2 separate regions of the Homo sapiens genome follow, and region 1 is linked to region 2. Evidence: read pairs that join two places in POLR2A ChIA-PET (ENCODE). Cell type or tissue: B cell. All regions are shown on one strand. Each heading gives the region's core, and the rest is flanking DNA. Links, peaks and the distances in the headings are about the cores only.

Region 1 (14,745 bases), core at 3,733-7,732, 170 kb after region 2:
CCTGACACAGTAGCTTCAAAGCACATGGAAACTTCTTCCATTTTCCTACTTTAAATATCTTTATTCCTCCATCCTAGCACTTAAGGGTCAGCTGCCTTTGAGATTTTTACTTTAAAGCCCAAGAAGCACCCTCAGCCAGGTGTCTGGTCCTAGGTGTGGTGGCTCATGCCTATAATCCCAGCACTTTGGGAGGCCAAGGTGGGAGGATCACTTGAGCCCAGGAGTTTGAGACCAACCTGGGCAACACAGTGAGACCCCATTGTTAATAATAATAATAATAATAATAAAGCCCAAGGAGGGATGTGAAGGCCAACAGTCATGCGGTCACCTGAAGCACATCTGAGAGGGGAAAAAAAATCTTGCCCGAGGCCGGCAATGGGGCACGTCTGCTGCCCTCAGCACTGCCCTGATTTAATAAGGGTGTGGTGGTGGTTGAGCCTGGTGGCGCTGAAGTGGTGGCCAAGTTGGTCTCAAAAGCGCTTGGCAACTCTAAGGTGGAACTTCTAGCTCCATTACAAACTTGCCACGTGAGTTGGGCAGGTCACTCAGTATCACTGGGCCTCAATTTCCTCATCTGTGAAGTGAAGACAGAAAGGCCCATCTTTCAGAGAGAATGTGAGTTTTAAAAGAGAGGCTGTCTCACTTTGGGAGGCCAAGGCAGATGGACCATTTGAAGTCAGGAGTTCAAGACCAGCCTGGCCAACACGGTGAAACCTTGTCTCTACTAAAAATACAAAAATTAGCTGGGCATGGTGGCGCACGCCTGTAATCTCAGCTACTTGGGAGGCTGTGGCAGGAGAACGGCTTGAACCCAGGAGGCGGAGGTTGCAGTGAGCCGTCACGCCACTGCACTCCAGATTGGGTGGCACCTGGCACCTGCCTGGCTTACTACAGGTGAGCAGGGACCCCTTCTCCAGATGAGAAGTCTGCACCTGGAGCTGGACATCCAGCACCCAGGCTCAGAATTCCAGCCACTCTGTGATTCATTTCCCAGCCTGGGTTTTTACTCCTCTTGGAACGATGCTGGTCTCCCAACTGAGGACAACACCTCTGACCTCTGTCCCTCTGCCTGAGACTGTCACTGCCACCTACTTTCTACCTCCCACCTCGCCTCCTCCTGGAGTGAGGGACCTTCTCTACTCCACAGACACGGAGGGCCGGTGCCAGGCCCCGTCCCACGGGCAGCGGCCAGTGTGGGCCTGCAGAGAAAGGGGAGGGCTCCAGGCAGCCAGGCACTTGCATGGGAGCTTGACGGGGGAGACTCAGGACCGGGGGTATCACTGTCAGGGGAGGGGGACAGAAGCATCAGTCTGGTGGCTGTGCACAGTTTAAATCAGGAGTCATCAACTCCAGTGTTCCCAGAGGGCCAGGTGAGCAAATAAACGAGAGCAGTATTAATATTTGTAAAGCGCCTAGAATAGCACCTGAAACAGAAAACAGAAAGAAGCACATTTCCGAAGCGCCTTCTGCCTAACCAACAGCGGGACAGACTCGCTGATGAGTTTCATTGTTCACTGCCTGTCTCCCCTGCCGGGACACAAGCTCCAGGGGGGTAGGGGGCTTGTCTTTGCTTGAATTCCCAGATGGTGCCTGGCACAAAGCACACATTCAATATGCGAGGAGGCCAGCAAAGCAGATGGCACAGGAGGCCCAGCCGACGGGTGGCATCAGGTAGCACCAGCTGCAAACCGCGGCTGGATTTTCTGATTGTTTTTAAAGAGAACCTGGAAATTCCCACTGTACTGTGAAATCTCCTGATTTTTAAAATGGTGTTTAAATTAAACAGAGCACATCTACAGGCTTTGTGGGGTGACGAGGGCAGAAAGCTGAATCCCCCTGGACCCCTGGAGCTCATGTGGGCCACTGCTAGGGGAAGACAGAGATGGGGATGGGACTACTGGCTCTCACTGCACGGGGCAACACCTCCTCTTCGGTGCCTACAATCCCCAGACAGCACAGCTGCAAGCAGCTGGGGCAAGCCTCCCTCTCCCAACTCCCACACACGGCTGGGTGGGCAACTGCTCACCTCCTTCGGCAGCAGGGCAACAACACAGCCCACACGGAGCTCTGCCTGCGCCTGCTGCTTGGCATGGAGCCGGTGATCGGTGGAGGGAAAGGCAAACAATGTAAAGGGGTCCAGGGGAGGGGTTTTACCTCTGAGAGCAGTTTCGAGACGATTTCCAGTGGGGCCTGGTTGATGGAGTCATCCTGCAGGGGGGATGTCAGGGCCATGTCCACCAGGGTCCGGATCTCTTTCAAGACAACTTCCCAGCGGCTTGGGTTACTCAGCACTTTCTTATATTTGTAAATCTTTTTCTGGTTGAAAGAGATAAAGAGACAGCAACATGTTACTCACGTAAGGAAGGCAGAAGATGGAAGACAATCAAAGAATCAGATGGGTTAGGGTGTAAAGGGCCCTGAGAAACTGACAACTTGGCCCAGTCCCCGTTTATAAGGAAACTGACACCCCGAGAGAGGAAGGGTCTCATCCAAAGTCACGGGGTGCATTTGCAGCCAGGCCTCCTGACACTAGACTCATTTCCCACACAGGCTCACTTCACCCTGATGATAATCCTTGATAGATTACCTTTTTCTTTTTTCCTGTTTTTTTGTTTTTGTTTTTGCTAAAAGGATGAAGAAACCGAGGTACACAAGAGGTTAGAAAATCTGCCCAGGGCTCTAGAGTTGGCAGAGCTGAGACAGAAACATGTGCTCGGGCTCTCAAGCCAGTGCCCTCACCACCATACTATACTGTCTCCACACAGTTTCCAATGACTTCAAAAAGAAAAGGGGGAGACTTCTCTTTTAGATCGTATCTTCTGCCAAACTCACTTCCCAAGGATTCAAGCGCAGTAAGAGTGGGAATGGTCAGTCCACAAAGGGGCTTTCTCTGAGTTGAAGGCACTGTTTCCGCCTATGTCAATCCCAAGAGGTCGCTTGAAGACAGGTAGTCAGCTAGGGAACATGACAGACAGGATTAAGGCCAGGAATTAGACTCCGGCCAGGTAGGGACTAAACCTGGAATGCTCCCCCGGGAAATCCAGCGCTGCCCTCCGCATCCACCTGGTGAGGAAGACAAGAGTGCTCTCACCTTTGCTTGGGCGCTGTGTCGAAGCCAGAGAGCGGTTGGGACAGGGGCTGCTGCCTCCCTGGATTTGAGGCAGAGTTAGTTCCGCCTCTCTGACATCATGGAAACGGAGGCCCTCGGAAGGCGGAGGTCTGGGCCAAGCACTCCCTCCACCCCCGCCCGGGCTCCCGCCTTTGCAGCTGCCTGCCCCATGCACCCGGCCTGCTTGAGAGACTTTCTAACTGGATGAACTCCTTCATTAAGTGCTCTGCTCCTTAGGGAGAGCCTAATTTTAGTGTTACCATGCCAGCAGCCAGCTGGGGTGACATGTCACAATCTCTGAGCCAAAGTCAGAAAGAGGAGGGGGGAGAGGAGGGTCCCTTGCTGAACTGCTAAGGCTCAAACAGAAACTTAGAAGCTGCCAGAGCCTCCCTGACCGCTGAGTTTCTGAGCTAGGAATTATCAAGTGGTCAAGGGACCCACCGCTATCAAGGAAGTATCTGAGGGACACATTCCATGCCAAGTGGAACGGTTACTTCTGTCGGTGAGGCACACTGGTGGGACGGGAGGTGGACCTGAGTCGGAAAGATCTGGTTCTTCCTAGAAAACTTTCACCTTCTGAGCCTTAGGGTCCTGTTCTGTAAGTCAGGATGGAAAATACCGGCACCTCTTTCAATCTGTAACCCTGACCCATCCTGGACCCATGTGGTCCACTCTATGGAGCCGCATTCAAAAGTCAAGTCCAGATAAATCAGCCAAGAGTCACAAAAAGGAACGCTGAGACTGAATCTGTCTCTTGAAAAACTGAAGGAGATGAAACGTAAAACCTAGGCCAATACGGCATCCCATCTTCCTCCTCTCCATTATTTTCCCGCACCCCATGATTTTCTGGGGCCTCTGATATACTCATTGCCACTGGTGTCGCCCCCATGAACTCACACCAAAGACGGTTTTCATTCCCCCCGCCCATCACCCCAAGTCTTTCCCGTCATCTCTCCCTTCTCCTCTCTCTGCTCCTTCTTTCTCCTTCTCTCTAGTTCTTTCATCTACCCACCTGCCCACCTTTCTTTCCTCCTTCCAGCACCTGGTCTTACTATTCTTTGCCCATTCACCCATTGCACATCAAGAATTAGAAAGAGATCAGCTCTTCTCATAGGCCCAGCAGAGCAGAGGAGGCCAGGGCAGCCCAGCATTCCCCAGGGAGCGGGAGGGGAAAGACCAGGAACATTCACTTGCCAGCCATTGGAGACCCTACGAGGACAGGAAGAAACGCGTGACAAGTTGTCGGGGGTGAGTGTACAGTGAAGAGTAAACATGCAGTTGATGTTGACGATGGTGACAGTGACTACTGGCTGAACTTCATTAACGATGAGACGCACCCAGTCCACTGAGGCGTCTCTGGAACCATAACCAGCCTCCTTCCTAGTTACTGTCAACCAAAGCCGCCCTGTCCTAGTGCTGTGAGCAGGACACGCTGCCTGAATAGCACGATGAAATATCTGTGCAAAACCCAACATGTCTGAAGCAAGAACCCTACCCGCTCCAGAGGATGAATGCTCCTTTGAGCCTCAGAGTCTGTGGTTTTAGTTTGTACCCAGAGAATTGTTTAATTTTTAAAAGACCATGAAATGATCTCACAAAATCCACCCTATATCAAGCCCCAAAGCAAACCACAGCGATCCACACCCGTGTCTTACATTTGCATGGAGTCTGGGCTCTAAGTGGACTCTTCTGATCAGCTGCACATTATTTACTTTTGAAAGATTAATGACTTCATTCTTTTGCGAAAGATGATGCATGCTCATTGCAAAAAATCTAAACTGTACTGAAAAGCACAAAGAAGAGGATAAGTTTTAAAAGGCCTCAAAAATCCCACAACCCAGAAATAGCCACCATTAATATTTGGTGAACATCATTCCAGCGAAGTCTCATTTAAACTTGCAAAATACAACCAGCCCTGAGGTGGGTGGCCATGAGTACAATCTCCTGTTCTCCACACACAGATGCCACTCAAGATGCAGAGGCAACCAGTCTGAGGCATAGCAGGGCCCAGTGGGCAACGCTGGCACCAACGCAGTTTCAGACACGAGCCCTCGGGGTCGGTACACCCAGCCTCAGCTCATCCACAGCTCCCCTCCTTGGAGCGGGGAGGACAACAGCTTTCCCGGGAGGGCCCAAGCCCTTGCCTCACAGGCATCCATGGGAGAGTCTGCAGAGGCTGTATTCAGAGCCAGAAGATCCCAGGGCTTGTACCAAGGGCTAAAATTTCATGAGGACATACCATGTGCCAGCACAGTGCTAGCTCTTATGAGCTTTATCCCACTCAATCCTCACAGTATCCCATGAGTTGGGGGCTTGTCATAGGGAGGACCCTGAGACAAGGGACTGAGTGCAAATGGCTTACTGATCTGAGAGGGAACAGCAGGAAATACTGGTGGGGAGAGTGGGGAAGTGAGACGGGCAAGAGAAGACAGTCAATAAACAGGGCACTGTCAAGCACATGATATAGGCAATGAGGGCTCACTCCTGCTGGGGGCTCTAGGGGACAGTGCAGATCACACTCAGAGTTGACGTTCCTAAAGAGTGAGGGAGCTGGCCATTTGTCCATTAGCTCCCTAAACTCTTCAGGGCTTTTTTTTTTTTTTTTTTTTTTTTTTTTTTTTTTTTCTGAGACAGAGTCTTGCTCTGTCACTCAAGCTGGAGTGTAGTGGTGAGATCTCAGCTCACTATAATCTCCACCTCCCAGGTTCAAGTGATTCTCCTGCCTCAGCCTCCCAAGAAGCTGGGATTACAGGTGTGCACCACCATGCCCAGCTAATTTTTGTATTTTTAGTAGAGATGGGCTTCACCATGTTGGCCAGGCTGGTCTTGAACTCCTGATCTCACGTGATCCACCCGCCTCGGCCTCCCAAAGTGCTGGGATTACAGGCGGCAGCCACTGCGCCTGGCCAACTCTTCAGGGCTTCTGACTGCCGTGTGCCCAGGCCAAAGTGATCCCACAGCCAGAAAAAAGCATGCGCTCTGCAGGGTCACAGGTGTTCATGGTGCACAGCTGGCAGCCCTCACGCGATGCTGAGGGGGTGGCCAGCTGCAGCTTCTGCCAGAGGATTGTTGGTGTTCTCTGTGCACAGAAGCCTATCATGGCCCCGAGAGGTCAAGAGACTTGCCCAGAGTCAAGCAGCTAGAAAGGGACAATTCAGGAATGAAAACTGGCTCTGGCCACTGCAAAGCTCTTTCCATCACATCAGTGAGGGCCACGATGGTCGGGTGAAGAGGATATCAGATTTGCCAAGAGATCCTGAAGAAGTGTCAAGAATGCTTGGTGACACAAGGACAAGATCCAGAAACAAGATCCACAAGGCTCTGAGAGTGGAGGCCAGGTAACCAGAAGGCGGTGGAAGCAGCAGGGGGAGGGTGGGCTACGGCTCTGCGGGTGCGGGGGGAGGGTGGGCTACGGCTCTGCGGGTGTGGGGGGAGGGTGGGCTACGGCTCTGCGGGTGCGGGGGGAGGGTGGGCTACGGCTCTGCGGGTGCGGGGGGAGGGTGGGCTACGGCGTTGTGGGTGCGGGCTGCAGGCAGGCCCCTGTTCCCAGAAGAGGCTCTGAGCCCCAGGTCAGGGTGGCCACAGGGATGAGGGAGGCCTGTCCAGGATCAACAGGGCCCTGTCCCTCCTCCCTAGGTGACAAATTAGCATGCCTCATCCCAGGAACTCTGATGAGCTCATCAGGTGATGAATCATGGTGGAGCTGGGATAGGGACGCCTCCGGAATCCCTGCTCCAGGCTCCCTGGAGGCTGGCCCTCAGCTTTGCAATATGGTCTTCCTGCTGAGTGCGCTTTGCCAGGTGGGGTGGGTGGCCTGGTGGTTTGTCTAGCATGGACCCCACAGGCCACTGGATTCTTCTGAAGTGGGGAGTACACAGGGGCCTTGGAACTGTTCTGTGGCTGGGCACACGACCTGGTGTTTTCACAGAAAGGGGCTGACTTAGAGCAGGGTTGGTGAACTATAGCATGCGGTGAAACCCAGCCCCCTGCCTGTTTTTGTTCGATGAGACCAAGAATGGTCTCACAAACTGTAGGAGTTGTGACGGAAAATAAACACAGAATATGCAACAGAAATCCAATGTGGCCCACAAAGCCCCAAATATTTGCTATCTGGCCCTTTGTAGAAAACAGTTTGCCAAGGTCTGGCTTTAAAAGTCAAATTCCAGCCTAGGAGTAAGCATGCAAAGAAGATGCTCAACGTCATTAGCCCTCGGGAAAACGCAAGCTAAAACCATAAAGAGATACGACTTCGTCCTACGAGGATGGCTGTAATAGAAAATGACAGACAACGCCAAGTGTTGGCAAAGGTGTGGAGAAACTGGGAATCTTGTGTGTTGCTGGTGGGAAGGTAAACTGGTACAGCCACCTTGGAAAATTGTTTGAAAGTTTCTTAAAACATTATACATAAATTTATCATATGACCCAGCAATTCTGTTCCTAGAAATCTACCCAAGAGAAAGAGAAACAAACTCCAAAGACATGCCCAAGAATGTCCATAGCAGCATTCTTCACAGAAACAACTTAAATTCATCAACTGATGAATGGATAAACAAGATGTGGTATAGCCATTCAACCAAACAGTATTTGGCAATAAAAAGGATTGAATTACCCACATGCTACAAGACGGATGCAACTCATAACCACTACACTAAGGGAAAGAAGCCAGATAAGAAAGACATAGTGTATGATTTCTCTTATGTGAAATGTCTAGAAAGGCAATTTCACAGAGACAGAAAGTGGAACATTCATTGCCTGGGGCACAGAACAGGAATGAGACTGCAAACAAGCATGAGGGCATCTTTCAAGATGGTGGAAATGCTCTAAAACTGAATTGTGGTGATGACTGTACAACTTTATAAATTTACTAAGATCACTGAATTGTGTACTCACAGTGGGTGAATTTTATGGTATGTGGATTCCATTTCAATAATGCTATTTTTTAAAAATGCTATCCTAGGGAGGTAGTCATCAGACAAAACCAAAGGTAGTATGGCTCAGTGGCGAAGCGTATAGGCTTCACGAGCAGACTCCAGATCAAATCTAAGCTCTACTTCATCCATCCACCCATCCATCATCTACTCACCCACCTACCATTCACCCACACATCCATCCATCTGCCCAACCACCCACCCATCCATCCATCCATCCATCCATCCATCCACCCACCCGCCCACCCATCCATCCATTAATCCATCCACTCATTCATTCATCCATCTACTTATCCATCCAACCATTCACCTACCCTCTCAACTATCCACCCACCCAACTATCCACCCACCCACCCATCCATCCTTCACCCACCTCATCATCCATTCATCACCCATCTACCATCCATACTTCCATCACTCACTCATCGATCTATTCACCCTTCCATCCAATCATCCCATGAAGATCTACTATGACGTGCCAAGCACTATGTTAAGTACTAAGGATAACCATGGTGAACAAAGCAGACAAGCCCCGGTGCTCATGAAACTTACAGTCTATTACTTGCACCAGTTTCCTTGTCTGCAAATCAGGATAAGAATAACTACTGTCAAAGGCTTGCTGTGACTATTTCATGAGATAATATATAAAACACTTAGCTCAGTTCCTGGCTAAACAGCAGCTCTGATTGTTTTCACCTACCAAGTTCTGTAAAGGAGTAGTCCAGGGAGGTAGAACTCAGGAGGGCTCCCCACATCCGAGCCCAAGCCCCACCAGCCAGCGGCAAGCAGAGACAGCAGGCAGAGCCTCCTGCTTCCCGTCTGGCAGAGTCAGCCACTCCAGCGCTGTCCTCACCCTCTCTGCTTGTCAAGGAAGGGACGTTACCTGGGCAACACTTGCCATCGCTCTGGCAACTGTCAGCAGAGGCAAGCACATATGCCAGGGTTCTCAGGCCAGGGAAAGCAGAGCCTGTTGCTCCTCCACGGGAGACAAGTCGTCAGCAGGAATGTGCCCCTTGCCAGGAGAGGAGTGACTCAGAATGCACTGGAAGCACGTCGCGCCAGGCAGGGGCTGCTGCTCTGCTGCTCTGCTGCTGCCGCAGCCTCTGGGGCTCGCGCGCGTACACACCCAAGCACGCATGCTCCCCACCACCTGTCGTGAAGAGAGGACGCTGCACGGGCGCGCCCATGGCACTGCAGAGTGGAGGAGGACCCCACAGGGAAATATGAGCCAGGGAGGACCCAGCCCGGCTTTGAAAACTTTTTCCAGTGCAGGTCCTACAGCGGAGCTGCCTAGTCCAGAAGCTACCAGCCCCAGGTGGCTACGCACACTGAACTTCATTAAAATGAAATACAACTACAAATCCAGCATCTTGATCACATCGTAACATTACAGTTACTCGGTAGCCAGCTGTGTCTAGTGGTGACTATAGTGGTGCAGACAGAGAACATTTTCATCATCGCAGAATGCTCCGTCGGGCAGTGCTATCCGAAAGTCTTGGTGTCCCTGTCATCACGTCCCCACGGGCCCAGGAGCATGCATGTTTGCCTCTACCCATCGATGCTGAGGTCTAGTATGTGTGTGGCACTGCGTTCGGCCCGAGGAAAGGGCCCTTGCCTACCTCCTCCCATGGGAGACCCCCCTCTCCAAGCCCCCATCTCACTGGGACCCTGCCTTGGAATTTTCTTAAAAGGTCTACCAAGGTGCAATGTCCCCACTTGTGCCTTGCACACCCGGGGACAATGGCTGGCTGGTTATCTTCCCTGGCTTCCCTGATTCAAGACTCACTATGGCTGCAGATGCTAAGTGTGTAGGAAATAATTTGCTATCTCCAGCAAGCCATGGCTTCCGGGAGGACTGGACACTTGGGAGGCAGCATTTTTGGCCTTCTTGAGTCCTCCAGAATAGCTTCCCTTCAATCCGGTGAGCATCAGAGACTGTCACATTACCTTCATATATAATGCAGGCCTCATAACTGTCCCATGGGTGTTACCCCCAAACTGCCCTTTTGGCCGCCAAGTCTTCAACATCAACCTAAAACCCGCTCATAACCTCTCAGCTCCCTGCTGGTGCACTCCCCACAGAGACACCCTGGGTCAAACACAGCCCCCTGGCCTTATTCCCCATGCCTGCTAGCCCACACAATCCATGTCACAAAATCAGCCTCGGTGCTTTGGCTACAATTTTCCAGGGAAGGAGGCAACACTGTCCCGATTATCTGTGCACATTTCCAGTGAAATACATGGGCACCAGCACCACCATGACTGGAGGGCATCTGTGATCTAATTGTGGAGTATAAAATAACGAGAAGACACTCAACTTAACTAGAAAGTGAGACCCCCAAAATCTCATTTTTAAAGAAATATTGTAAATGCATGTTTCGTTCGTTTTCATTACAGGTCAGGGCTATAGGGTCAACGGTGCTTCTGGGATTAGACTGAACACTATTTTTTTTCTCTCTGACTGGGATTCCTTTCTTGCCCCAGGCTTGGTAGGGACAACCCTAGTGCCTCCGGGAATCACACAGGGGCTTTACCAGTCACAGCCCATCACTCTGGCCTGAGAAACTAGGCTGTCTGAGGCACCAGGGGGCTGCCATCACTATATACACATACATATAGATTTACTTCATTGAGGTAAAATCCACACACCATAAAATTAACCATTAACCTTATTTATTTATTTATTTACTTACTTATTGAGACAGAGTCTCGCTCTGTCACCCAGGCAGTGGCATGACCTCGGCTCACTGCAACCTTTGCCTTCTGGGTTCAAGTGATTCTCCTGCCTCAGCCTTCCCAGCAGCTGGGATTATAGGCGCCCACCACCACACCCGGCTAATTTTTGTATTTTTAGTAGAGATGGGGTTTCACACCATGTTGGCCAGGCTGGTCTCGAACTCCTGACCTCAGATGATCTGCCCGCCTTGGCCTCCTAAAGTGCTAGGATTACAGGTGTGAGCCACTGCGCCCGGCCACCATGTACCCATTTACAGTGAACACTTCAGCGGCGTTTAGCACAGTGTTGTGTAACCACCACCACTATTTCCAACACTTCTCCATCACTTCCAAGGAAACCCTTTTAAGCTGTTACTTCCTATTGTACTCTCCCCCAGCCCCTGGGCAACTACCAATCCACTTTCTGTTCCTGGATTCCCCTATTCTGAACATTGCATATAAATGGAATCATACACTATGTGTCCTTTTGTGACCACAGTGAGGCCTGGGAATCTGCATTCAGCAGCTTCCAGGTGAGACAGATGTCCTTGAGCCCTCTAAGCAGCAAGGTTCTCACCCACATGCCTCACTTCCTCTCCTCCACGAGGTGGACGTGTTACAGAGGAGAGGAGAGGTTCATACCTTGCGCAGGTCACATAGCTTGTGTTGTGGGTGGAACTGTGTCTGCCAAAACTGTTGTGGGTTAACATGTGTCTTCCACTGCATATAAATCATACACAATGTGGCCTTCTGTCCACTTAGCATACCGTCCTCAAGGTTCATCCGGCTGTGGCAGCTTTGCTTCACCCCCTTCCATGACTAACAGTCCACTGCATGGATACGCTGCAATTTCTTTCTTTCTTTTTTTTGCGAGATGGAGTCTCACTCTGTTACCCAGGCTGGAGTGCAGTGGTGCGATCTCAACTCATTGCAAACTCCGCCTCCCGGGTTCAAGCGATTCTCCTGCCTCCGCCTCCCGAGTAGCTGGGACTACAGGCGCCCGCCACCACGCCTGGCTAAGTTTTATATTTTTAGTAGAGACAGGGTTTCGCCATGTTGACCAGGCTGGTCTCGAACTCCTGACCTCAGGAGAGCCACCGCGCCCGGCAGATACACTGCAATTTCTTTGTTAATCCGCTGATGAACTCTTGGGTTGTCTCCACCGTAGGCTATCATGAATAGTGCTGCTATGCACATATATTGTTGCTTTTTGCCCTGTCCCCGTGCCTCAACTGCACTGAATCAGTTTAAATTTTGCCACAGGACAGCACAGGGTGTAAGGGGTCTTTTAGGGGACCCCAATTTACCCCACACAATTACTGAACTCTGTTACCTGCTGGTCCAACTAATTCATTGATGAATTAATCAATGCTTACCCTTCAGGACTCATGTTTTCAAGGTGGGTGGAGGGACGCCTACTCTGAGTGGGGCACTGTCTCTATGGAGGGGCAGGGAGTGGGGGAAATGATACAGAGATGAGACAAACCAGCCCCTGCACACTCCCAGTCTGGCTGAAGGGTGAGACAGGGCACAGAACATTCTAACCAAACTACTCATTACAGTCATAATGGCTACTACATATCAAGGGCTGACATTTTCCAAGAACAGCAAGCACGCACACTGGGTTCTGATGAATGACGAGTGACAAGACAGCGGAAAAGCCATCGCTTCTGAAGGGCACTCCATAGGCCAGGTCCTGTGCGAAGCACTTTGTATAAATACATTTTAAATCATCCCATCCACTAAATGAGGTGAGTGGTATAATGTAAGTCCCATTTTACAGATGAGAACATCGAGGCTGAGTGAGGTAAGTCATGCAGCTACTAAGAGCTAGGCAGAATTGGGATCCAGGTCTAGCTCTGGATCCTGAGCACCTGACCATCATGCCACTCCGAGAGGCAAACCTGAGCACCTCTATGCCTTGATCAATGATTCTGCTGCCTTCAAATCGGAGAGTTGAGCCTCGCCTCCTCGGTTTCCCAAAGGCAGTTGCAGGCTGGTGCAGCTGGGTGCCCAGTGGACACCTGCCTGAAAAGCCAGCTCCTGGGGAGATGGGCAATTTGTTTGCAAGAGGGGAAAACGCCTAAATGCCCACCGGTGGTGGCCTCCTGTGCTCAATGCCGCTTCCAGGGAAACAGCGGGAACTCAGGCGGGTGTCCTGCTCCACTGTCTCTGCGGCATCGGCTGGTTGCCTAGGTAACCACGTGCCTGGCTGGCAAGGAGATAAGCTGGCCTTGGTGTCAGGCTCCCAGCTGAGTACCACATCCTACCTGGCTCTTCAGGCCAGCTGCACCGTGGGCAAAATCCAATCATCACGCAGATGCTGTTTGAGCACATTAAAAAAAAAATTGTATGTAGCTGTTTTCCTCGCTGAGCTAGGAGCTGCTTGGGAGCAGGGATGACATCTCATCTGTTCCTCCGATGTGTTGGATGGTGACTGCAGCCACCCAGGGAAGGTGCTCTCGGTGTTTGTTGCAGGTAGAACAGGCAGTGGGGAGAATGAAAATGGCACTGAAGGCTAACATGCGTTAGGTGCTGCTTTAGGCCAGGCCCTGCACCAAATCCTTTCACCTACCCTGCAACTCTCATTCGTGTGCACAGGAATTGCCTGGGGGTCTGGTTACCATGCAGATTCCAGCTCAGCAGAGCTGGGCGAGGCCTGGGAATCTGCATTAAGCAGCTTCCAGGTGACACAGATGTTCCTGAGCCCTCTAAGAAGCAAGGTTCTCACCCACAAGCCTCATTTCATGGTGGACGTGCTGCAGAGGAGAGGAGGGGCTCACACCTTGCCCAGGTCACACAGCTGGTGTTGTGGGTTGGACTGTGTCTGCCCAAAACATATGTCCAAGTCCTAAGCCCGGTATCTGTGACTATGACCTTCTTTGGAAATGGGGTCTTCGCAGATATAATTAAGATGAGGTCATACTGGATTAGAGTTGGCCCTAAATCCAGTGACTGGCGTCGTTATAAAAAGGCCATGTGGAGAGAGAGAGAGACACACACACACACACACACACACACACACACATGCTCCAGAGAGACCTCCACGTATGGAGGCAGAGCCTGGATGCCAAGGCGCATCAAGGATAGCCGGACACCATCAGAAGCTGGGTGAGGCAAGGAAAAGGCCCTCCCCTAGAGTCTCAGAAGCAATGTGGCCCTGCTGACACCTTGATTTTGGACATCTGGCCCCAGAATTGTGTGAGAACAAATTTCTGTTGTTTTAAGCAACACAGTTTACGGAAATTTGTCATAGCAGCTGTTGGAAGCCCAGACAGCTGTAAGGAGCAAGCAAGGACTGACCCCAGGACGCCTGGTCCCAGTCAGTCTGCCATCTTACTGCGGTGACTCGAGCTGAGCCGTCCAGCCCCATCATTTCACAGAAGGCAGCAGGGCCCTCTGCAACTGTGGTTGAGAAAGTGGGAGCTGGGTTTGGAATTGGTTGGGTTTTCTTTCCCTGGGGAATTGGGGGGGGGGGGGCCTGATGTCCTATCCTGCTCTTGCTGCAGCAGGGGACAGAAACACTGACTTCCACCCTAAGGCCCGCCTCCAGCCCATTACCCGATTGCATAAGCCCTGGCCCTGCCCTGCGTCAGAAACGGCACACCTGGGCACCTGCATCATCAGTGAGGTCAGAGGGAGCCACCTGGGGACCCAGGAGGCTACAGGAGGAACTTCCAGGAGAATTCGGGTAGGGACGTCAGCATGGGGCTCGCACAGGGTCCCTGGCAAAGAGGAGCCATGGGGGAGGATTCCGGCCCCAAGCTGTCCTCTCACACAAAGCTGTACATCAGCCGACACCAGCAGCCACCATCACACCAGCTAACATCCCCGGGCTTCCTATGTACTGGGCCCTGTGCTGAGGTGTGCCCCAAATGACTCTATCAGGCAGGGTTCTTGACCCTGGCTACACATTAAAACCACCCAAGGGGCTTAGAATTCCAATAACGGAGTCCAACCTCAGGACAATCCCATCAGACTGGTGTTGGGGGC
Region 2 (14,745 bases), core at 5,058-9,057:
GGCCGGGTGCGGTGGCTCACGCCTGTAATCCCACCACTTTGGGAGGCCGAGATGGGTGGATCACGAGGTCAGGAGATCGAGACCATCCTGGCTAACATGGTGAAACCCAGTCTCTACTAAAAATACAAAAAAATTAGCCGGGCGTGGTGGCAGGCACCTGTAGTCCCAGGAGGCTGAGGCAGGAGAATGGCGTGTACTTGGGAGGCGGAGCTTGCAGTGAGCCGAGATCACACCACTGCATTCCAGCCTGGGTGACAGAGCAAGATTCTGTCTCAAAAAAAAAAAAAAAAAAAAAAAAAAAATGACATTTCTCAACAGTCTGGAACAGACTTCACAAGTTGTTGGCCTGGGAACTGCATCAGGGTACAGGAGTGTTTTGTCAGGTGAAGATCATTTTGCTTATTTGTGTGTTTCAATGAGTCAACTTTTTTTTTTTTTTTTTTTTTTGAGACGGAGTTTTGCTCTTGTTGCGCAGGCTGGAGTGCAATGGCATGATCTCGGCTCAGTGCAAGCTCCGCCTCCCAGGTGCAAGCAATTCTCCTTCCTCAGCCTCTCAAAGAGCTGGGATTACAGGCATCCGCCACCATGCCTGGCTACTTTTGTATTTTTAGTAGAGACGGGGTTTCTCCATGTTGATCAGGTTGGACTTGAACTCCCGACCTCAGGTGATCCACCCACCTTGGCCTCCCAAAGTGCTGGGATTACAGGCATGAACCACCGTGCCTGGCGGCGTCAACGCTTTTTTTTAAATGAGGAGATTTCACAGTAACAACCTACATTTCCAACTGCAGATCTGTGGACCCTGAGCCTGCAGCATGACGTAGGATCTGTCCACTTTACACCAGGCACACATGCACTGACTCCCCGTTAACCACGGTTCCCACCACCCTTAGAACTTTCCCAGTGTGCAGCCTGTGTTTATTGTCATTTGTCCCCTAGATACAACCTGCTTCTCTTATTTAGGTCACCTATCCAGCTGCCTGCAGGTATTTATGTTTCTGATCCCTCATCTGAAACAGAGGAAGTAGGATTTTAAAGAAATAAATGCAGGCCGGGTACAGTGACTCATGCCTGTAATCCCAGCCCTTTGGGAAGCCAAGACAGGTGAACTCCTTGAGCCTAGGAGTTCGAGATCAGCCTGGGAAACATGGCAAAACCCCAGCTCTACCAAAAAAAAAATACAAAAAATAGCTGCGCATGGGAGCATACACCTGTGGTCCCAGGTACTTGGGAGACTGAGATAAGATCACTTGATCCTGGGAAGCTGAGGCTGCAGTGAGCGATAGTGGCACCACTGCACTCCAGCCTCAGTGGCAGAGTGAGACCCTGTCCCCAAAAAAAAAAAAACCCAGCAATCCTCTATAATGTATGAGATTAACCATGCACCTTACCACACATCCCGTTGAGGGGCATCCCCTGAGTCTTATTTCAGCGCAAGGTCAACAAGGACATGCAGCCCTAGGCCACAGCACAATCATGGGGCTTAGGAATCTGCAAAACATGAGGAAATTCCCTAGGGGAACAGGGAGGCTGGAAGTAGAAACAAGTCCAGGATCAAGTGTCCTATCTTCAGTCATCTCATCGGATCCACAGGAGGCAGGAGGCTGGTTCTGCGGATCTCCAGCAGGGATAAACCAAGACCTCAAATGGATACAGAAGAAGAACTTTTTAAAAACCCAGCAATTACTCAAAATTGTCTCCGGCAGCCTTGAGAGTCATACTAGAAAATCACGGTAAAGCTGTTCCAGCTAAGTGGCTTTGGGAAGGTTCTTGCTACTTTATGAAACTCAGTTTCCCCATCTATAAAATGGGTAGACTCGTCAAAAAGCATGAGGAGGATTTTTAAAGCGCCAAGGACAGAGGTTAATAAGACCACTGAGAGGACGTGGTTAATGAGTGGCTGCTGCTATCACCATTTGAAGCACTGAGTATTGTAGAGAAGCTTCCTCCAACAACCACCACTATCACTGACTGAACATGTGTTATTCTAAGTGCTTGTTACATTGAATTCTAAAACACTGCTGTGAGATAGGTCCTACTATTATTGCGATTTTATCAGTGAGGAGACTGAGGCACACGAGGTCGAGCACTTTGACCTCAAGGTCACACTGGTAAGTGCAGAGCTGAAACTGGAGCCCAGGGAACCTGCCCATGGACCCCTACACTGACCTCCTACTGCACCTAGGTGAGGACACAGATCATACTTGATGCTTTTCTCGGTTCCCCCATCTCTGAGCCTAGGATCCTGGAGCCTTGCCGTGGCAGAGGGAAGCACATCTCCAAACAGTGATGAACCCCAAGAACCAGGAGGTGGACATGATGCCAGAAATGAAGGTGGCAAAGGGGCCGAGGAGGACTCTAGCTTTCTGGCATGGGGACCTGGCTGGATGGTGGTATCTCTTACCACAATGGGGAAAACTGGAGGAATAGGTTTTAAAGGCAGAGATCTCCGTTGTTTTGGTGACAAATTCCATTTTGGACACGTTGAGTTTGAAATATTTACTAGATACCCAGTGCGACCAGACAACATTTCCAGAGCTCGCTCCAAGTTCAAAGCTCCTTTCACTGACATCTGAGAAAATTTCTCTGGTCCAATGCCATCTGATTTCTATGTCTTCTTTCTCTACGATCCACCTAACACCCTATGTGACAATCTTAGCCTTGTCATCTTGTCTCTGTCTTCCTAAGACTTGAACCCCTGAAGGACAAGACCTTGCTTTGGTCAATCTGGTGACAAGCAGAGTCTCCAGCATGTGGAGGGGCTCAGTAAATATTTACCGAATGGGTCAAGGAAAGGGATCTCAGGAGATGGTTACGTGGGAGTGTGTTTCCTATTAGATGAGTGCAAAAGTTGTCACAATTTTTGCCATTAAAGTTACAATTAAACTGCAATTACATTTGCACCAACCTACTATTACTGCTCTAAAAGATTAGAGCATCTCGGGCTGGGCGCGGTGGCTCACGCCTATAATCCCAGCACTTTGGGAGACCGAGGCAGGTGGAACACCTGAGGTCAGGAGTTGGAGACCAGCCTGGCCAACATGGTGAAACCCTGTCTCTACTAAAAATACAAAAAACTAGCCAGGTGTGCTGGCGCATGCCATGCCTGTAGTCCCAGCTACTTGGGAAGCTGAAGCAAGAGAATGGCTTGAATCCAGGAGACAGAGGTTGCAGTGAGCTGTGATCATGCCATTGCACTCCAGCCTGGGTGACAGAGTGAGACTCTGTCTCAAAAAAAAAAAAAAAAAAAAAAATTAGAGCATCTCTTCAGATCTAATTTAAAAGATTAGAGCAGTAATAGGAAAAAAACACACTCCCAAATAAGCATCACTGAGGCCAGGATGGCCCCACAAACCTAGTGGCTTACAACAACACAAATTTACCATCTTGCAATTATGCAGGTCTGATTTCCAAAACGGGTCTCGCTGGGCTAAGACCAAGGAGTCAGCAGGGCTGTGTTCCTTCTGGAGGCTCCAAGGGGGAATCCACCCATTGCCTTTCCCAGCTCTAGAGGCCACCTGCATTTCTTGGCTTGTGGCCCCTTCCTCCACCTTCAAAGCCAGAATCCTGCTCTCTCTCCCTGACTGTGACCTCCTACCTTCCTCTTTTAAAGATCCTTGTAATTACATTGGGCCTACCTGGGTCATGCAGGAGAATCTCCCCATCTCAAGATCTTTCCCTTAATCACACATGCAAAAATCTCCTTTGCCACATAATGTAACATATCCACAGGTTCCAAAGATTAGGACATGGACACCTTTGGGGGTATGTGCAGGGAGTCACCATCCAATGAAAGGTGACATCATGGGGAAGGACAAAAAGGCCAGAGGTCACATGGCAGCTACGAGAGGATCCCAGCCATCCTGGCCTCAGTGTTGCCCTTTAATTATAACCGCTGAATCTGAATGCCCAGTCTCTCCCACACCCCGTTATCTCACCAGTGTGGCACACGAGGAACATGGTGAGAAGGCCTGAGGGAGATCCAAACATGATCCCAACGAAAAGTGCCAGCCACACCTGGCTCCACAAAAGCTGGAGGTGCTTTCCAGCAGTCACAACCCCAGAGGCTGTTTGCTGACAAATCACAAGAAAATAAGTGGCTGGGGCCATGTGCAGTGGCTCACGCTTGTAATCCCAGCACTTTGGGAGGTTGAGGTGGGTGGATTACTTAAGATCAGGAGTTCAAGACCAGCCTGGCCAACGTGGTGAAACCTTGTCTCTACTAAAAATACACAAATTAGCCAGGTGTGGTGACGCATGCCTATAATCCTAGTTACTTGGGAGGCTGAGGGAGGAGAATTGCTTGAAGCCGGGAGGTGGAGGTTGCGGTGAGCTGAGATCACGCCATTGCACTCCAGCCTGGGTGACAAGAGTGAAACTCCATGAAAGAAAGAAAGAGAGAAAGAGAGGGAGGGAGGGAGGGAAGGAGGGAAAGAAAGGAAAGGACAGGACAGGACAGGACAGGACAGGACAGGACAGGACAGGACAGGAAAGGAAAGGAAAGGAAAGGAAAGGAAAGGAAAGGAAAGGAAAAAGAAAAAGAAACAGAAAAAGAAGGAAAAGAAGGAAGGAAGGAAAGGGAAAGGGAAAGGAGGAAGGGAGGAAGGAAGGAAGAAAGGATGGAAGGAAAGGAAGGAAGGGAGGAAAGAAAAGAAGGAAGAAAAAAGAAAAGAAAAGAAGGAAGGAAAAAAAAGAAAAGAAAAGAATTGTCTGGGTGCAGTGGTTCATGCCTGGAATCCCAGCACTTTGGGACACCGAGGTCAGGGGATTGCTTGAGGCCAGGAATTCAAGGCCAGCCTGGGCAACATAGAGAGACCCTGTCTCTACAGGGAAAAAAAAAAAAAATTAGCTGGGCATGGTGGTGCACATCTGTAGTCTCAGCTACTTGAGAGACTGAGGCGGGAAGATCGCTTGAGCCCAGGAGTTTGAGGCTACAGTGAGCTATGATCACACTACTGCCCTCCAGCCTGGGCGACAGAGCCAGATCCTGTCTCTTAAAAGTAAATAAACAAGAAAACAGTCATCTTAAAGCCTTCAACACAAATCCAAGCTAGACAGGAAGGGGCTCACTTCAGAGATCAGACAGTGCAGCCCCTACCCCCACTCAATCTTCACCTGGACTCTCATGGGGCGAGGGGTGGGGAGCAGCATTTCAGGGACTGGCCAGACAGGAAGCCTGGCCTCTGCGAGCAAGCAGCTCACTTCTGCGTTTCTGTCGAGAGAGGAAGCCTCTCTGCTGCAGCTGCCCCGGCCACAGGGGCTCACCAGAGGCCTGACTGCAGAGATCCAGTCTCGAGGTAAAGCCCCGGGGAAGCCAGACCTCCCCTAGGCTGAACTGAAAACAATCCATCCAGATCAGAAGGGAAGAAACATAAAAATGACCATAAGGCGCCATCATCCAAGAGGCCACTTTCCTGTGAAACCACAGCCAACATAGGCCTCGCCTGCTTTATAAGTGCCCTACGGCTGCTGCACCAATTACTGCAAACTCAGTGGCTTAAAGCAACACACATTTATCAGCTTTCAGCTCCTAGGTCAAAACCAGTCTCACTGGGCTAAAACCAAGGTGTCGGCAGCACTGGCTCCTTCTGGAGGCTCCGAGGGAAAACCTGCTTCCTGGCCATTTTCACCTTGCAGTGGCCGCCTGCAATCGTGGCCGTGTGGCCTCTTCCTCTGCCTTTGAAGCACATCATTCCAACCTCTGTTGCCATCATCTTGCCATTGTCTTCTACTCACTCTGATCTCCTGCCTTTTTCTTTTTTTTTTTTTTTTTTTTGAGATGGAGTCTCGCTCTTGTCTCCCAGGCTGGAGTGCAGCGGCATGAACTCGGTTCACTCACTACAACCTTCACCTCCCGGGTTCAAGCGATTCTCCTGCCTCAGCCTTCTGAGTAGCTGGGATTACAGGTACACGCCACCATGCCCAGTTAATTTTTGCACTTTTAGTGGAGACGGGGTTTCGCCATATTGGCCAGGCTGGTCTCGAACTGCTGACCTCAGGTGATCCACCCGCCTCGGCCTCCCAAAGTGCTGGGATTACAGGCATGAGCCACTGCCCCCAGCCCCGCCTTTTTCTTAAAAGGACCCTGTGAACACACTGGATCCACCTGGGTAACCCAGAATACTCTCCCATCTCAACCTTCTTCACTTAATTTCATCTGCAAGGTCCTCTTTACCAAGTAACATGACATACCCACAGGTTCCGGGGAGCAGGACATGGACATCTCTGGGGGCCATCAATCATGCTTACCACCTATGCCGACCCTTCAACACCCTGTCCACTGATCTGCAGAGGAGGAGAGTATTATTTCAAAGACAGTTTTGGAACATCTTCCCAGGAAAGCCAAATCTCAATCCCCCACACCCCACCACAATTGACAAAGCTAAGAGAAATTGATAACAAGCTCTAGGGCAAGCACAGAGGATAAAATTGAAAAAGGAAGAAAAAAAAGACACTCCCTATTTGCAGCATCTCTGCAGCGTAAGGGTGCTTTGCATACACACTGGAGAGTCTAGTCTCATCTTCCCTAGTTAACACAGGAAAAGAGAAGGCTCAGCGAAGTTAAGGAATTTGCCCAAAATCACACAGCCTGCAAATGGTGGATCTGGGATGGAACCCCAGGCCTGTCTGGCTCTCTCTTTGTGCTGCTCTGGAAAAAAAAAAAAACATCTTGGATCTGTCTGAGATTATTTGAGAGGGGAGGGGTCCCCAAAAGTTGTTTGCAGTAAAACCTTTTCTTTTGGGTAGGAAGTTATGCAAAGCATTTGCCACTGCCCCCAGTTGCTTGGCAAGTTAGCGGAGAAAGATCTATTTTGGGGCTCTGCGCTCCACTGATCTGTTCACCACCCGCTGCTTATACATTTTTTTCTACAGAGGCCACTTCCTGAGGCTTAAATGGGTTGGTCAGCCCAGCAAGACCAAGCCTGGCTCAGAGCAGCACACAAGGCAACAAGTAGGGCCAGCACTGAGCAGCCAGGAGCCCCCAGGACCCACCTCAAAAGGAAAACCACCCATCTTAGAAGAGGCAACGGCTGCCTGTCAGCCGATCACCAAGACACACAGCATTCGAGCCCTCGAGGAAGGCAACAGCCACCGAGGCTGCCCAACTACACATGTACATTTGTATTATTTCATTCATTCACTCATATTATTCAAGAGCCCCAAACTGGAAATACCTCCAGTATTCACCACTATGCCTTGGGGTGGTTTGTTACACAGCAAGAGACAACAATCCATTATTATTACTATGATATTTAGCATCTGCTATGTGCCAGGCATTATTCTAATCACTCACATGTTAACTCACTGAATCCCCACAACAATCTGATAAAGCGGGTAATGTGGCCAGGCACGGCGGCTCACGCACGCCTGTAATCCCAGCACTTTGGGAGGCCGAGGCGGGCAGATCATTTGACATCAGGAGTTCTAGACCAGCCTAGCCAACATGATGAGACCCTGTCTCTACTAAAAATACAAAAATTAGCCAGGCATGATGGTGTGCACCTGTAATCCCAGCTACTCAGGAGGCTGAGGTGGGCGGATCATTTGACGTCAGGAGTTCTAGACCAGCCTAGCCAACATGATGAGGCCCCCATCTCTACTAAAAACACAAAAATTAGCCAGGCATGATGGTGTGCACCTGTAATCCCACCTACTCAGGAGGCTGAGGTGGGCGGATCATTTGACGTCAGGAGTTCTAGACTAGCCTAGCCAACATGATGAGACCCTGCCTCTACTAAAAATACAAAAATTAGCCAGGCATGATGGTGTGCACCTGTAATCCCAGCTACTCAGGAGGCTGAGGTGGGAGGATTGCTTGAACCTGGGAGGCGGAAGCTGCAGTGGGCCAAGATTGCGCCACTGCACTCCAGCCTGGGTAATAGAGTGAGACTCTGTCTCAAAAAAAAAAAAATTGGGTAATGTTTCCCCATTATACAGAGGGGAAAACTGATATGCCCAAGATCTCCCATGAGGAGAATGGGGGAGTAGGCAGTGGTATATTCGGTCACTGGAATGCTGCTCAGCAACAGAAAAGGAAAAACTACTGACACTAGCAACAACATGGGTGAACCTTGAGAACATCACACAAAAGAAGTCGAATGCAAAACACAGTCTACTGTTTCATTCCATGTTTATGAAATTCTAAAACCAAGGAAAAATCCTGGATGACTCAAAGTAGGTTGGGGTGGCCTGGGGCAGGGAGTGTGCATGCTGGGGAGGGTGGGGGGCTGCAGACTGCAGAGGGAAGTGAGGGAACCCTCTCTCCTGCGATGGAAGGTGTTCTGTGTCTCAATTAGGGTGGTGGTTACACATGTCTACACATGTGTCAAAATGCATCAAACTGTGTACTTAAAATGAGTGCCTTTTATTGTATATAAATTAAATATGAAATAAAGTTCATTTTAAAAAGTTCTTAAAATATGAAGCACAACTTCCATTACCTAAAAGATCATAATCCTTAAAGATGAAATAGGACATCTTCACAGAAAAGCAACCAGATCCTAGTTTGGGTCCAGTGCTCCCTGGAGGGTAGTCAATGGGAGATATTTTTCTTTTGTGTTTGTCTATCTTTTCCAAAGGTTCTAGAATGAATCTGCATTTCTCTGATAATGGAAAATAAGACCTACTAAATGTAATTTTTAAAACTGAGCTAGGGCTAGGCACAGTGGCTCACAGCTGTAATCCCAGCACTTTGGGAGGCTGAGGCGGGCAGATCACAAGGTCAGGAGTTCGAGACCAGCCTGGCCAACATGGTGAAACCCCCATCTCTGCTAAAAATACAAAAATTAGCCAGGCATGGTGGTGGGTACCTGTAATCCCAGCTGCTCAGGAGGCTGAGGCAGGATATTCGCTTGAAACCAGAAGGCGGAGGTTGCAGTGAGCCGAGATAGCGCCACCGCACTACAGCCTGGGCGAAAGAGCGAAGCTTGGTCTCAAAAAATAATAATAATAATAAATACATAAATAACTGAGCTGGGATAGAGTCCAGCCTTCCAGAGGTGGCTGGGAAGATCTCACACCTCAGGGCAGGGTGAAAAGCAGTGGGCGAGGAGCCAGGAGGTCCACCCAGCTAAGCCTCAGGCTTCCTGGGTGCCCCAAGCCAAATCCTTGACTTCTCCAAGCCTGGCTGCACAAGGGGATTCGCAGGAGCTCCCTCGCCTCACAGGGTTGGTACCAGATGAAGCCTCAGAAATGAGCTCTGAAAATGGATATGAGGCAGTGTTGTCACTCCACACCTGGGAATCCAACACCCCCAGGATGTCCTGACTCTGCCCAGCCATCTGACTCTGGAAAGAACACAAACCATCCTCCACCCACCACATCCATCTCTAGAAGCAGCCCGGCACCCAACAAGGTCTTTGTCTTCCATGCTCAAGCACCGCCAACCTCCACTGAACCCCACAGTCAGGCCGACCAGAATGTGGATCTGAACTCTGCCATGCCCCGCTGTGTAGACTTGAGCAAGTCACTGGACCTCTCTGAGCCTCAGCTTCCTCTGCAAATTGAAGGAGTTACACCTGCCTCATGGTGGGCCTAGAAGGATGAAATAAGATGACAGTGTTGGAAATACCCTAAGTTCTCACTAAAAAGCTGTATTTATTTTTGTGATTCAAAGAGCCCCACCACAGTAAAAAAAAAAAAAAAAAAAAAAAATCCATGAGCCCACACTAGCTTATGGAAAAGGAATCAAATCCCCCTATTCATATTCTACCTAAATACCAGTTCTCATGAGGCTGCCCTCCACACTCCTCCCTTATGCCAGAGTGACAGGCTCAGCAGCCCTCAGTTTCCATGGAAACTCATGACAAGGGGCATCATGATGGAAGTTATTTCAGCCATTTCCTGCTGCCCACAGTGCCAACAAGGCTTGCTGCTGCAGAGAAAAGGTATGCCCGGCTAGTTGGCTCTGTCCTGGCTATTGTTCAGGCCACTGAAGCCTCCAGAAACACAGCCCCCACCAAGCAGATAATTCCTGAAGCTCAGGCCTTCGGAGCTCCATTTCCGTGCAGCCGATGAGTATCCCCAAGATGCAAGCAGAGGAAGAATGGCATTCACCCATGCAGACAGCATCTATGGTCTACCTGGTATGTGCTAGTCATCATGCATGACACAGGAACAATGAATGGAACAAACAGCCCCCTTTCAAAGAGCTGACAGTCTGAGAAAGAGAGACATTAAATGCCCACATAAATATAAATAACCACCATATGACAATGCTCCCAAAGAGAAGAGCACGATGGAATGAGAGACTAATGGGATGTCCTCCAGAGGGGCAGGAAGTGAGGAGCTGACTGAGCCACAGACTTGATCAGGCAGAAAGGACCTCACCAGTGAGGAAACTGAGGCACAGAGGGCCGAAGCAATCCTAACGGGAGTAAGAGCTTAACACACTAGCTGGCTGAATACTCACGAGAGCCCTGTAAAGTAGGTGTTGTAATTCTCACTTCACAGATCAGGGGACACGAGCCGACAGAGAGGAAGTGACCGAGCCCAGGCCACATGAAAGGAAGGAACAGAGAGTAGATGACAACCAGGTCTCTCTAATCTTGCCCCTTCCCTCCCAGAATCTGTCTTCTCCTTTGGGTCTTTGCTCTCAACCCCAAGTGTTCACTTAACCCCCTTCTCCCCGAAACAGTAAGGAACGTGAGAACATGTTCATAAGCACAGGGAGCTTGTCTCATTTTTGCCTACCCTGGCCTGGGCCTGACATGTAATAACTTATCAATAAATGTGTTAAGTGAAAGAATCACAACCGAGTGCAGGGGCTTATGCCTGTAACCCCAGCTCTCTGAGAGGCCAAGGGCATGGGGGTCGCTTGAGTCTGGGAGTTTTAGACCAGCCTGGGCAACACAGTGAGACCCTATCTCTACTTGAAATTTTAAAAATAAATAGATAAAATAAAATAATCACAAGGTACCCTCTGATGTTCTACATACATCTTTGTCATCTTCTGGAAGGCCAGGTGCAGTTTGAGGGCTCTTGTTTTATCACTTGTGTTTACTGAAGCTGTAGCAACACCAAACACAGCTGACAAAAGGCGTTTAAAACCACCCTAGTGCCTTGCGCAGCACCCCTCAAGACGATGCACTCCAGCGTGCGCAACAAAAGCGAAACTCCTTCTCAAAAATAATAATAGTAATATCAACATCTAAAACAGCTTTCTGTTTTTAGTGGAAGATAGGTGCTTCACACGCACTAATTCATTTTACCTTCACAACTGCCTCACGGCACAGGTACTAATATTATTCCCATTTTATACATGGGGGATGGATGCATAGTCCTTCTCCACCTAGAGGATTCTTCCCATCGGATCTCGGCCTAAATATCAGCTCCTCAGAGAGGCCTTTTCTGACCACCCATCATGTGCGCTCTTCCTGTCCCTTGTGCTGACTTCGCTTGTAAAGAGAGGGCTTTGTCTTCACCTCCCTGTTTACCATCCGTCTCTCCCCACCAGCCTTCAAAACTCACAAGAAGGACACTGTGATGGTTGTGCCTCTATTTCCCCAGCATCTAACGCATCCAGTGCCCGTCACCTTCTGGGCAATAAATGGGTAACTGTGCAATGGGCATAGGAAAAAAAGCCCAGCTCAGAGAAGACTCTAGACCAGCTAGAAAGAGGCAGAACCGGATGTGGCCCCAGGTGCCTGAGTGTTTTCCCACTAATGATAACAGCGCAACCGCACTTTCAGTTCTTGCTTCTGGACATCAGGACCTTGGGAGTAAGTCATAATTTCTGGCTGGGCACCGTGGCTAATGCCTGTAATCCCAGCATTTTGGGAGGCTGAAATGCGAGGACTGCTTTAGCCCAGGAGTTTAAGACCAGCCTAGACAACATAGTGAGATCCCACCTCTACTAAAAAAAAAAAAAAAAAAAAAAAAAAAAAATTAAAATTAGCTGGGCATGGTGGTGCATGCCTGTAGTCCCAGCTACTTGTGAGGCTGAGGGAGGAGGATCATTTGAGCCCAGGAGGTCAAGGCAGTAGTTGAGCTGTGATTGCACCATGGCACTCCAACCTGGGCAACAGAATGAGACCGTGTCTCAAAAAAAAAAAATTATAATGAGGGAAAAGGTCTCCTTCTCAGACTTGCCAGGTCACCCTTTTCATGGTCCCAAAATAGGATATGCCAGATAGTTCAGTATCTGAAGCCTAATTTATTTGTTTTTTGAGACAGGGCCTTACTCTGTTGCCCAGGCTGGAGTGTAGTGGCACGATTTGGACTCACTGTAACTTCCATCTCCCAGGTTCAAGCAATTCTCCCACCTCTGCCTCCCAAGTAGCTGGGATTACAGGCATGTGCTGCCACACCCAGCTAATTTTTATATTTTTAGTAGAGGCAGAGTTTCACCATATTGGCCAGGCTGGTCTCGAACTCCTGACCTCAAGTGATCCTCCTGCCTCAGCCTCCCAAAGTGCTGGGATTACCGGCATAAGCCATCGTGCCTGTCCGTGAAGGCACATTTTTTTTTTTTTTTAAAGATGAAGTCATGCTCTGTCACCCAGGCTGAAGTGCAGTGGCACAATCTCGGCTCACCGCAACCTCCACCTCCCGGGTTCAAGCAATTCTCTTGCCTCAGCCTCCTGAGTAGCCAGGATTACAGGCGCAAGTCACCATGCCTGGCTAATTTTTGTATTTTTAGTAAAAAACGGGGTTTCACAATGTTGGCCGGGCTGGTCTCGAACTCCTGACCTCAAGTGATCCGCCCACCTTGGCCTCCCAAAGTGCTGGGATTACAGGCGTGAGCCACTGTGTCTGGTCATTTAAGACTGCTCAATTATAGCGCACTTAAGACCTACAAAGGTTTCCACCAAGAAGACCGCGAGAATCGAAGAAGCCACCACCTGCATGGGAACTGGAAAAAATCAGGCAGGATTTTCCCATGCTCAGACTCCCAGCAGCTGAAGAGGGACTTGTGTTCTGAGTGGCTTTTGAGCCCCCATGGCCTCTGAAAGGGCCAGGAGAACTTCAGAACAACAGGCTGAGTAGTCAACAGAGCCCAGGCAGGGCAGGCTGAAGAAGAAAACAGCCCCCAACCATGGCAGTGTTAAAGATGCAAATGAGGAAGCCTCTAGGGGGTGGTCTCTCAGCCCCTGCAGTTTCCCGCTGGAAAGACAGGGTCCCTGGGATACACTCTAAGACTGTATCTTCACCTCTGGGAATCAGAGGCTCAGCTACACAGAAGGATCTCACTGTGTTGTGTGGCTGCCAACCTGCTGAGGCTGAGACCCCTTGGTGAGGACTGGGAGACCCATGCTCTAGCCTGGGCCCACCAGGGAGAGCTGGGAACCCCCTCCCTTCACTGTCCAGTAAGGCCCCATATGCAATAAAACCTCCTCCCTTCGCATAACCACCCTCTGCATGAAGAGGCGTTCCAGAGCGTCATATCACAGGTGCTTCATTTTAAGCCTAAATTCCCCAATTATCATTCCTTCCATAACTCAGGAAAAAAAGGAAATGTTTAAAAGTTAACTTCAGCAACTCTGGTTTTGCCTTGGAAGATTTGTCAGGCTGGAACAGCCACTGGAACAAGCAGTCCTGATAATAATAAAAGTAACTTCTTATCGCCACCATCTCCAGCAGCTGACGTTTAGTCAGCACTTACTCTAGACAAACCCTGTGCTACAAACCTAATGTGTATTGGCTCATTTAATCTTTATCCCAACTCTATGGGGAGAGGATCATCATAATCCCCACTGCAGAGACAAAGAAACTAAGGTTCAGAGAGGTTAACTCCCTGTGGTCACACAGCAAGGGAACAGTGAGACAGGACAAAAGCCTTGGGTCCTTGCTCTCCATTCTGCCTGTGCTTCATGTCCCCCAGGGTGTCTTTTTTTTTTCTTTTGAGACAGAGTCTCGTACTGTTGCCCAGGCTGGAGTGCAGTGGCATGATCTTGGTTCACTGCAACCTCCACCTCCCGGGTTCAAGTGATTCTCCTGCCTCAGCCTCCCGAGTAGCTAGGATTACAGGCACATGCCACCATGCCTGGCTAATTTTCGTATTGTTTTAGTAGAGATGGGATTTCACCATTTTGGCCAGGCTGGTCTCGAACTCCTGACCTCATGTGATCTGCCCGCCTCAATCTCCACAAGTGCTGGGATTACAGGCATGAGCCACTGCACTCAGTCCCCATGGGTACCTTTCAATCCAATCCCGGCTACACCCCACCTCGCAGATCCTCCACTCCTAAACATTCTGACCCCAGACTATATCTCTGCCCCTGTCTCAGCTCCTGAAGCACTGCTAAAACAGGCAGGTCCCCTGAGAAGACCTTATTACCTATTGAGGAGAACAGTGAAATAACCAGAAAACAAGCAAAAAGACAGCCTATCCTTCAGACCCGGTACCATTCCCCTCCGCTGTATCTTAAGACATTTATATCCTAGCCCCAAAGTTTGGCACTAACACACAGACCCCAGCCTGGGTTCCCAGCCCCTTATCCTCTCTCCTTATGGAGGGCAGCCTTCTAATATCCAAGTACCAGACCTGCCTTCTAGATCACTCAACACACCCAAGGTCAAGGCTCAGAGAGATGCCCCTGAATACCATGGTCTCCATCTCTGGTGGATTCACGATAGCCACAAACTTCTTCCCATCAACAGGTAGAATCTATTTCCCTTCCCTGTGTCAGGGCTGGCCTTGTGACTTCCTTTTAACACAGCAAAAGCTTCAGGCTTCTGCTTTCTGTCCCTTGGAAGCCATCACAGAGAAGACTAGCTACTATGAGACCACCATGCTGTAAGGAA

What was found. ChIA-PET counts read pairs that join two places held together with the same protein. Peaks named below come from ENCODE experiments on the same cell type or tissue, not always from the same donor. Only the 100,000 strongest peaks of a DNase experiment are listed, where the experiment ranks them.
Region 1: POLR2A ChIA-PET joins it to region 2 with 9 read pairs; 2 of 35 experiments call an interaction of 5 or more read pairs at or near these places.

What each region holds. Positions count from the first base shown.
Region 1 is chr16:81,639,774-81,654,518 of GRCh38, reverse strand. CMIP (c-Maf inducing protein) reads right to left here. Exons shown (of 21, transcript NM_198390.3): 4 at 2,155-2,316. LOC105371362 (a long non-coding RNA gene) reads left to right here and starts at 6,362. Exons shown (of 4, transcript XR_007065138.1): 1 at 6,362-6,447. RefSeq lists enhancers at 364-1,089, 1,090-1,814, 1,924-1,983, 9,072-9,778 and a silencer at 8,801-9,095. In B cell, for the core only: no CTCF peak of the experiment used is centred there; no DNase peak of the experiment used is centred there.
Region 2 is chr16:81,813,793-81,828,537 of GRCh38, reverse strand. All of the region lies in intron 2 of PLCG2 (phospholipase C gamma 2), which reads right to left. Among named protein-coding and RNA genes, the nearest start is that of PLCG2, 42 kb to the right of the region's middle. RefSeq lists enhancers at 5,023-5,222, 5,333-5,502, 6,203-6,352, 6,363-6,552, 6,733-6,832 and 2 more. In B cell, for the core only: no CTCF peak of the experiment used is centred there; DNase peaks (open chromatin) are centred at 5,207, 6,917, 7,327 and 7,577; H3K4me3 peaks cover 3,287 bases; H3K27ac peaks cover 4,000 bases.